3 separate regions of the Homo sapiens genome follow, and all the other regions are linked to region 2. The links are chromatin contacts, found by Hi-C or POLR2A ChIA-PET in ENCODE. All regions are on one chromosome and are shown on one strand. Each heading gives the region's core, a stretch centred on a gene start or an enhancer-like site at or near the end of the contact. The rest is flanking DNA. Distances are from core to core; before and after follow the strand shown. Region 1 holds the start of AFF1-AS1 (AFF1 antisense RNA 1). Region 2 holds the start of HNRNPDL (heterogeneous nuclear ribonucleoprotein D like). Region 3 holds the start of PAQR3 (progestin and adipoQ receptor family member 3).

Region 1 (2,934 bases), core at 24-2,523, 4.5 Mb before region 2:
TTCCCGGGATGATCTGCATAACAATTTGCGGGTGCTGGTGGTGGAGAAGCTCCGGGAAGAGAAAACTAGCCGGACGGTATCGAACCGCCCGCAGGCCCGTCGCAGCTCCATTAATGCAACTACCATTACACTAAGGTAACGTGTGATTCACACTCTCCACCTTCTCTCCCCTCTCATTCGCTGGCTCCGGCGCTCGCACCGTCGGAGGGTGGGGTTGCGACGGCCACAGAGGATGGGACACCCGAGGGAAAAAAGCATTATCAAGAGAAATTAACCAGTCCCATACTAAAGACGCCTCTCCCTCTGTCCCTGAAGTTAAGTCTCAGAAGGTGGCTCCAACTCCTCCCCGGAGGCTACGGACCACCGACACACGCCTCCCTCCTGCTCTCAGCGAGACGCGGCGGGAAGCCCTCATCTCTCTCCACGACAGGCACAGGGAAGGGTCCCGGGGTGCAGGAGAGAAGAACCCCACTTTTCCCCGCCCCCTCCCCCCGAGAAACTTCTGGGACTCATTACGCAACTCAAGTAGCAGGTCCCAACAACGGGACAGCTCTCCGCAAAACGCGGGGTGCACAGGCAAACGTCTGACTTGGGGGCTGCGCGTGAGGGAGGAGCATGGGTCTCTTCCCATGTCCCCGTCCCCTGTTTTTCTACGCGCTACCTGCCGCGGGATCGCAAGTAGGGCGGTGAGAGCTCTGAGCCCTAGCCCGTTCTCCCCGAGGGCTCCCACCGGAAAAGTGGGAACGCCAGCGACTTGAGTCAGCGTGCTGGGAAGCCGGCAGAGAGGCGGGGAGAGCCTCGGCTTCCGAGAAGTCCGCGGCGGCGGCGTCGGGGGCCGGGCGGATCGACCCCCAGCCCTGGGTGGCGCAGGGCTGCGCTCACCTTCCAGACCCTTCCGTCCTCTAGTCCCGGGTCGGGCGCCCTCGTCACCTCCGCCCTCCCCTGACCTGTTGCGGTGGGAAAGGGCGCAAGTGCGGACGACGCAGGGGAGCGCCTCCTCCCGGGGCTCGGCTGCGGAACCGCGGAGGCAAAGGTGCAGCTGCGGCCGCAACGCGCGCAGGCGGCGGCCGAGTGCGCAGGGGCCGCGCGCGCCCGTCGCTCGCTAGCTGGCTGGCAAGCTCAGCACGCCGGCTGCCCGGGACGCCCCGAGGCCACGCCCTCCGCGCGAGGCCCCGCCCCCACCCCCACCTCCCGAGCTGCGGTACCGGGTTCCGCCCCGGCCCGCGCCCTCTAGCTGGCGCCACCCAAGCGGCAAGGGACGTCGCGGCCCTCCCGGGATTGGTGGGAGGATCGTGGGGGAGCGGCAGCTCAGGACGGAATACGGCAATGACCGCCCCGGTCGCGAGGGTGACCCTGCCCCGGGCTGCTGTGGGGGCGCAAGAACCCTTTCACTTTACGGCGAGATTAAGCTCAGGGTCAAGTTCTGAGCAAAAAGTGTCAAGGAGCCTTTTTGCAACCTCCTATAATATTGAAACAGATTCTGTGCCCTTTAAAGGAGATAATAACTAACATCTGGGGAGCGCTTTACAATTTAGAAAAGGCCTTTCACACACAGGCCTGTTTCATCTTCACAACAATCTTATAAAACAGATATATTGTTCCCATTTCCCAAATAATGAAACGGAAGCGCCGAAAAGTAAGTATTGTGCTCAATGTCACAGGCTACTAAGTGGCATGGGAAACCAGGTCTCCTGAATCTAGCCTCCGGGTTTCTGCTCTCCACCAGCCCAACCTCAGAAAATTCTAATAGGTGCAGGGGGCTTTGGCAAATAGACCCATGGGAAGAAGGGGAAACTTATGTCTAGTTAAGTCGCTGCCCGATTCCTGCTGTAAACATACCAAGGAAAGCAACAGGCTGTCTTCATTGTGTTGTCGCACCTTCCTTCCTGAAAGGGACGCAGAAAGATTACATCAAATGGCCCAGATGAGATTTCGCCGACAGTATTTTATGGTTTAAAATGGGTGAAATTATTTGGATGAAGAAAAGCGCCTTACTTAAATTTAATATGATGTGTAATGTAAATTGGTATAATGTGTGAAAATAAGCCCCTCCCTGCCTTCTCTGCCTTTTCTCTTTTTAATTTTGTTTGTCTCTACTGCTCTGCTCAACTCTTTTATTGTCCACATAATTGAAAACCTAATTGATGGATATTTGCATTTCCAAATTAAACCTTTGGCTACTTGACTTAATTTCCCATGGATTGTTTTCCAAAATATAACTCTTCGCCCTACTCCATATCCTCCCATCGGGAGATTGGTTTACCTAGACAGCTAAAATAATTAAGGTGTCCCTGATGAAACCTGGTGGTGTATCTATCTAAGATGAAAGTTCTGGTCATCCCTGAGCAGGATGGGACAGGAGTCATCTCTTACAAAGTGTTTGTACACCTTTTAAAGGTTTCTAACAGAGACTGATCTCTATTCTAATCAATAACAAGTATTTTAACGTTTTTGCTATATAATGAATACATTTCATTGTGAAATATATATTAGCATGGTAATATTTTATAATCTGAAAACTTTTACCACTTCTATCTAAAATGTTTTCCTTTTTTGTGTTCTTTTTGTGTCATCCCATAGTATCTCCTATAGGGCTCTTCAAACTGTGGTCAACTTAGTAAATGATGTTGACAGTGGAAGTGTGATCATTTTATTTTCCTGCCTTTGGAATTGAAGATTGTAATTTTGCAAAAATTTTGTTGAAGATGATGTAGCTTTGGTTCAGAGAGTAAGTCATTCCATTTATATCAATATTCTTAAGGCAATGTGCTAGGTGACGAGCCATATTGATGACAAAGACAGAGCTCCTATTTTCATGACATTCCAGTGTGGTGGCAGAAACAAGCAAGTAAATAATTCCAGTACACACTTCTGTTGATTTATTTCGTGAATGGTGACTGGCTATTTAAAAAGACTAAATCAAATTAATTTTCT
Region 2 (2,808 bases), core at 15-2,514:
CAAATAAAAAGACAAGGCCCGAGGAATTCTTTCAAAAATTAAAGTAACATTTCATATTTGCTTATTCTAACAGACAAAGAATAAAGAAGGAATCCGCTAAGTTGCAAGCTGAGGTGCAGACAAGTGCTGGTTCACAGTGACATCCTAGAAGGAATGCTCTGGATAAGAGCTTCAAGCTTCTGTGGTTTTCTGAGGAAAGTGAACGGAATCTAGACGTGTCCTATAGCTCAAAAAATCAGCGCTATGGACCACAGCGCCTAACAGAGTAAAATAATACACTGTGCAGTTTGGCCACTAACAGCAAGAGTGGGAAGGGGCGAAGAGGAACCTTGATTGCCCGACACCAGGGCCACCTGAAAAGTCATCTTGACACTTCAGTCTTTCCATTTTGAGATCGGAAGCTTTAAGGACCATTAAATCGCTGCCGCTGCCACACCAGGCCCGACGGAGCAGAAAGGCTGCGCTCACCTGCGGAAGCGACCGGGTGCACACCTGCCGGGTGGCGAGGCCCGCACCGTCACACCCCGCCCCGGCTTACCTGCCCTTCGGTGATTTTTAGCGTCAACTTCCATCCCTTCCCACCCATCTGGATCCAACCAAGCGCAAGGGCGGGGGAGGGAGAAGCTAGTGTCGCGAGGAAAAGCATCCCCGCAACCCACCGCAGGCTTTCTCTCCTTCCTCCCCATTCCACACAAGAGGCAGCCACACCGCCTCTCCTAACCCTCGTCTCCAATGCAAGGCCTGAAATACTTAGAAAAAATAATAACTGTTTTTAAGGAAAAGTAACATCCCCGCTCCCTTCCGCCCCTCACCTTCACGAAAGCAATCGGGGTTGTGGTACCTTCGATATCTAACAGGATCACGGTGACTTCGGCGGGGACCGAAAGCACGACCATTTCCCTACCGGATGCTACGGGACTCGGCCTGCTGTTGGGGAGGGCGGAGGGCGGCGCCGGCTGCGGCTGCGGCCCCCGGTACCGTCTTGGGCTTCCGGCGGCCCCGCGCGATCTCGGAGCCAGCGACCAAGTGCAGCCCGCCGCGCGTGGGGAGAGGACACTTCTGCACACCTGGAACTGGAAAAGGCGGCCGCCCAGGAGCCCTGAACTCGTGAGCAGGACGGGGCAGGAGCCCGAGACCACGTGGGCAGGAAAAGGGGCGGCCCTTGACGGGTTCGGCGGGGCGGGGAGGGTGAAGGCGCCAGCGCCGATTGGCCGCCGTCAGGCCTCGAACTGGATCCGTCAAAATGGGCCTCGCGTGGGCGGGAACAAAGAAGCGAACGCGGGAGCAGGGTGCGCGAGAGCGCGCCCTCCGCAGACAGGTTGAGCGAGCGGGAGAGGCCCGGGGCACGTGCAGAAAGGAGCCCCGCGAGTGGCGCGCCGGGGATGTGAGTGCCCCTTGCCCTCTACTGAATCCAGCCCCCTCCCCGCCCACCGCCTCCGCCTTTGCATAGATACAGTCATCTGGCCAGCCCCCGCCCCTCCTCCCGGCGTCAGCCCGCCAGAGGCCGCGCGGGGCCCGGGCTTCGGCCGATCAGCCCGGGAGGCCCCGCCGCGCCCCCTTGGCCCGCGCGCCCGTGGTCACAGTGGAAGAGGCGCCCGCGCTGCGCTGCCCGGAGGAGCCGTCGCGCGCCCGCTTCCTGTTCGGCTGGTTCCTGCCAGCTCGAGGACAAAACACGCGTGCGCGCGGCGGGCGAGCGCGCTCGCCGCCTCAGTCGCCAGCGCCGGGCGCAGTCCGCCTTTTTCCGGAGCAGACTGGCCGCGGTGCTAGTCGGTAGCAGCGGCCGCCGCAGCGGCTCCGCACTGGCGAACCGAGGGCAGAAAAAGGCGGGGTTGACGGCTTTTTGGTAGGAGTGGGCTGGACCGGACGCCAGAGACAAAGGCTCCCAAGGCAAGAGGGACTGTGGCCCTGCGTCGGCTCTGCTCGGGACTGCTGACCCCAGGAATTTACGCCCCTTCGTTTTTCTCTTCTGATTCTTCTCTTCTCCCAAGCCCGCGTCCCCTCACGCGTGGCCTCTCTCCTTGCCGGGAGGGCCGCGATGGAGGTCCCGCCCAGGCTTTCCCATGTGCCGCCGCCATTGTTCCCCTCCGCTCCCGCTACTTTAGCCTCCCGCAGCCTCTCCCATTGGCGGCCGCGGCCGCCGCGGCAGCTAGCCCCGCTCCTCCCTTCGCTCGCTCCCAGCTCCGCCCGGCAGGGGGCGCGCCGGGCCCAGCGCCACGTCACCGCCCAGCAGCCCTCCCGATTGGCGGGCGGGGCGGCTATAAAGGGAGGGCGCAGGCGGCGCCCGGATCTCTTCCGCCGCCATTTTAAATCCAGCTCCATACAACGCTCCGCCGCCGCTGCTGCCGCGACCCGGACTGCGCGCCAGCACCCCCCTGCCGACAGCTCCGTCACTATGGAGGATATGAACGAGTACAGCAATATAGAGGAATTCGCAGAGGGATCCAAGATCAACGCGAGCAAGAATCAGCAGGATGACGGGTACCGCACGCTTCTTCCCCCGCTCCCCCTCCCCCAGCGCGCCGCACGCGCCCTTCGTTCCTCGTGAGCCGCGCGCTGCCCCCATTCTTTCTCAGAGTCGATTCCCCGCGTGCCTTCTGGGCCCCACTAGATTGGAGGGAAGAGGAAAGTAAGAGATCGAGGGGGTGACTGGAGAGACCCGGGAAGAGTGGGGGAAGGGCGGAGGGGTTGGAGGAGGAGGGCGGCGGCGTCTGTGTCCCGAGCGCGCAGGCGCCGCGTGGGACCCGGGGGGGAGGGGCCGGCCTCCCAGCGCTGCACGCTGCAGCTGCCGCCGCCTCTTCATTGTGTCTC
Region 3 (2,700 bases), core at 86-2,585, 3.5 Mb after region 2:
TTAGCATAAAAAGCCCATTTTTTCCTGGGTCTTTGTGTCTTCATTTCTGAAGACTCCTCTGTCACATAAAACTGTGTTAAATGAATTTATTATCCCTTTTCTTGTTAATTTTTATTATTTATTTTTTGAGACAAAGTCTCGCTTTGTCACCCAGACTGGAGTGCAGTGGCACAAACATGGCTCACTGCAGCCTCGACCTCCCAGGCTCAAGCAACCCTCTCACTTCAGCCCAGAATAGTTTGGGACTACAGGCGCCCATCACCACACCCGACTAATTTTTGTTTTTTGTTTGTTTGGTTGGTTTTTTTTGTAGCGACAGCGTCTCACTATGTTACCCAGGCTGGTCTCCAACTCCTGGGCATAAGCAATCCGCCTGCCTCGGCCTTCCAAAATGTTGGGATTACAGGCATGAGCCACCTGCGCCTGGCTTCTCTTAATTTTTTTCATAGGAATGTCAGCTGTGAACCTTGTGATAAGTGAGGACAAGATATTTTTCTTGCCCTTACAATGCCAAACAATGGACTAAGCGTTCTATTATACACATACGGTACTCAAACTGATGTTTTGCCCTGTTGCCATTATAAGTAAACACTTGCATTACAGTAAATAGCCAGAAACAAAGCTGCAACACTTCCTGTAAACGCTACTATAGCCGCACTCCACAGGATTTTTTAATATGTTCTATATTATTCAGTTAAGTAGATATTCTCATTTCCATTGTGATTTCTTCATCAGCCCTTGAAATATTTGGTGTATTGCTCCTATTCCAGACGTGGAGACTTTTAGTTTTCTTGTTACTCTAGTTTAATTCTACTGTGATCAGAGAACATAACGCTGAAAGGGGTCGGAGTTTTGAATGCACGGGGGCTTTCCTTTATGGCTCAGGATGTGCTCGATGCTGGTGTATGTTCCACGTGCATCAGGTTTCCTCTCTTTCCAATTATCGTGCTAAGAGCTGACTTCAGCTTAGAAATCCTCAAAGTCCCTTCTGACACTAAGTGTGTGTAATTCCAAGCATAAACTAAACGGTAATTACCTCGAACTTTTCTTCCTGTTAACTCTTTTCCTCTTGATTTTTCAAAATGCAGCAACTATTACTTCTAATAAAAAAACAGAAAAAGAAAAAAAATCCACTTGTATTCGCCTGTAGCTCTGTGCTTTCGGCTCTTCTCATATGCAAACGAAGACCCCAGGCGCCGCCAAAACACAGCGTGAGAGACGCCCGGGAGCCCGGGCCGCCGCCAGCGCACGCTCGAGCACACCCGGGCGCGCCCCAGCACCCTGCCCCTCCCAGCTAGGGCTGAGGGGCGGGGCCGCCGCGGCGCGCTGACGTCAGAGGAGGCTGCGACGCTGCCGGGTCCGCCGCGGCGCTGGCGGCAGTGGCCGGTGTGAGCGCAGAGCCGGGCCCTGGGCAGCAGCGGCAGCGCGGTAGGACCTCGCGCAGCGTCCGCGGGCTCCGGGGCGGGGGCGCCAGCGGCGAAGCCCCCTCCCCGGGGAGGCGGGACCTGGGGGAGCTCCCGAGCCGGGGAGCGGCGGCGGCCGGGAACGATGCATCAGAAGCTGCTGAAGAGCGCGCATTACATCGAGCTGGGCAGCTACCAGTACTGGCCGGTCCTGGTGCCCCGTGGCATCCGCCTGTACACCTACGAGCAGATCCCCGGGTCCCTCAAGGACAACCCGTACATCACCGACGGCTACCGGGCCTACCTGCCGTCCAGGCTGTGTATCAAAAGGTACGGTCTGGCTGCCTCCGCCTGGAGTGCCCCCTTCTCTCACCTACACCCTTTTTGTCTGGTCCCCCTTCTGCTTTCCCCGCCTTTCTGCTTGCCCATCATTTCCTCGCCGCCCCATCCTTTTCATCCCTTTTTGCCGCCTCTCCTCCCCCGTTATCTCCCCTTACCTGGCCGGGGTACTTGGTCCACGGAATAATCATGATAGTAACAGTGATCATAATTACAGCTCTCCTATGACGCTTTGCTCTTTACAAAGGGCTTTTACATCCTTTATTCGGTTTGTTCGGCTCATTGAGATATATATTGAAATGGGGCTGAGCCATATTTGCCCGGTGTATACCTTTCTTTTTAGAGCAACACTGTGGGAATTCAGTAGCTTTGGGCCAGATAAGTGCCTGTATAATAGGAAACAAGTTAACATATACACCCGAGATTTATTCATTTGGCAAATACTTATGGAGCCCATGCAGAAAAAAAAGCAAACATGGCCCTTGTTTTCATGAAGCTACTAAGGTGTAGCCTGGGTAACAGACATTAAATAGATAATTACACAATTACATAATAACCATTGTGGAAAAAATGCTGTGTAGGAAAAGTACTGTGGTAAAGAGAGCTCATAACGGGCACCCAGTCTCCACTAGAGCACCACAGAAGCATCTCTAAGAAAGAAATTTCTTTATCATTTTAAACCTTTAAAACCACAGTCCCTTGAAAATCCGTGTTTTAAAAAAACAAAACTGAAAAATAACTATTCTAGTTCTTGGAGTAACTGTCCAAACTTACTACCTGTACTAAAATACAGGACCTCTGCTTCAGGAGAATTAAGATACAGGTGTTGGTTAGCTCCAGGTCGCTGTAGTGGCAAACCCTAGTGCCAGAATGTGGGCTGTTGAATTGCTCAAGCGGCAACCACATGTCTGATTCTTGATTTTTCCAGCATTGTCTTTTCCTGCCCTTCTTTCCTTTT

What was found. Hi-C counts contacts between places; a loop is a spot of excess contacts on that map. ChIA-PET counts read pairs that join two places held with the same protein, here RNA polymerase II (POLR2A). Pooled maps may share reads with other maps.
Region 1: a map of CD8-positive, alpha-beta T cell shows a loop between it and region 2 (8-fold over the local background). The contact joins the promoter of AFF1-AS1 here to the promoter of HNRNPDL in region 2. A Hi-C loop is called at or near these places in 2 of 168 maps with a recorded cell type or tissue (CD8-positive, alpha-beta T cell and naive thymus-derived CD4-positive, alpha-beta T cell) and 6 of 50 pooled maps. POLR2A ChIA-PET finds 5 or more read pairs at or near these places in 1 of 52 experiments (CD4-positive, alpha-beta T cell).
Region 3: a pooled map shows a loop between it and region 2 (26-fold over the local background). The contact joins the promoter of PAQR3 here to the promoter of HNRNPDL in region 2. A Hi-C loop is called at or near these places in 8 of 50 pooled maps.

The regions. Positions count from the first base shown.
Region 1 is chr4:86,933,189-86,936,122 of GRCh38, reverse strand. AFF1-AS1 (AFF1 antisense RNA 1) reads left to right here and starts at 1,273. Exons shown (of 3, transcript NR_038841.1): 1 at 1,273-1,636; 2 at 2,581-2,728. It overlaps AFF1 (ALF transcription elongation factor 1), which reads right to left and starts at 1,112. Exons shown (of 21, transcript NM_001166693.3): 1 at 883-1,112. It also overlaps a transcript of C4orf36 not described here. RefSeq lists silencers at 49-187, 658-1,407 and enhancers at 1-194, 195-736.
Region 2 is chr4:82,428,918-82,431,725 of GRCh38, reverse strand. HNRNPDL (heterogeneous nuclear ribonucleoprotein D like) reads left to right here and starts at 1,264. Exons shown (of 8, transcript NM_031372.4): 1 at 1,264-2,478. The coding sequence starts at 2,036. ENOPH1 (enolase-phosphatase 1) reads right to left here and starts at 1,136. Exons shown (of 6, transcript NM_021204.5): 1 at 813-1,136. The coding sequence starts at 896. RefSeq lists enhancers at 546-645, 1,009-1,804, 1,956-2,045, 2,366-2,425, 1,805-2,600 and silencers at 886-1,205, 1,326-1,725, 2,096-2,335, 2,646-2,808.
Region 3 is chr4:78,938,073-78,940,772 of GRCh38, reverse strand. PAQR3 (progestin and adipoQ receptor family member 3) reads left to right here and starts at 1,335. Exons shown (of 6, transcript NM_001040202.2): 1 at 1,335-1,733. The coding sequence starts at 1,549. RefSeq lists silencers at 1,156-1,645, 1,736-1,805.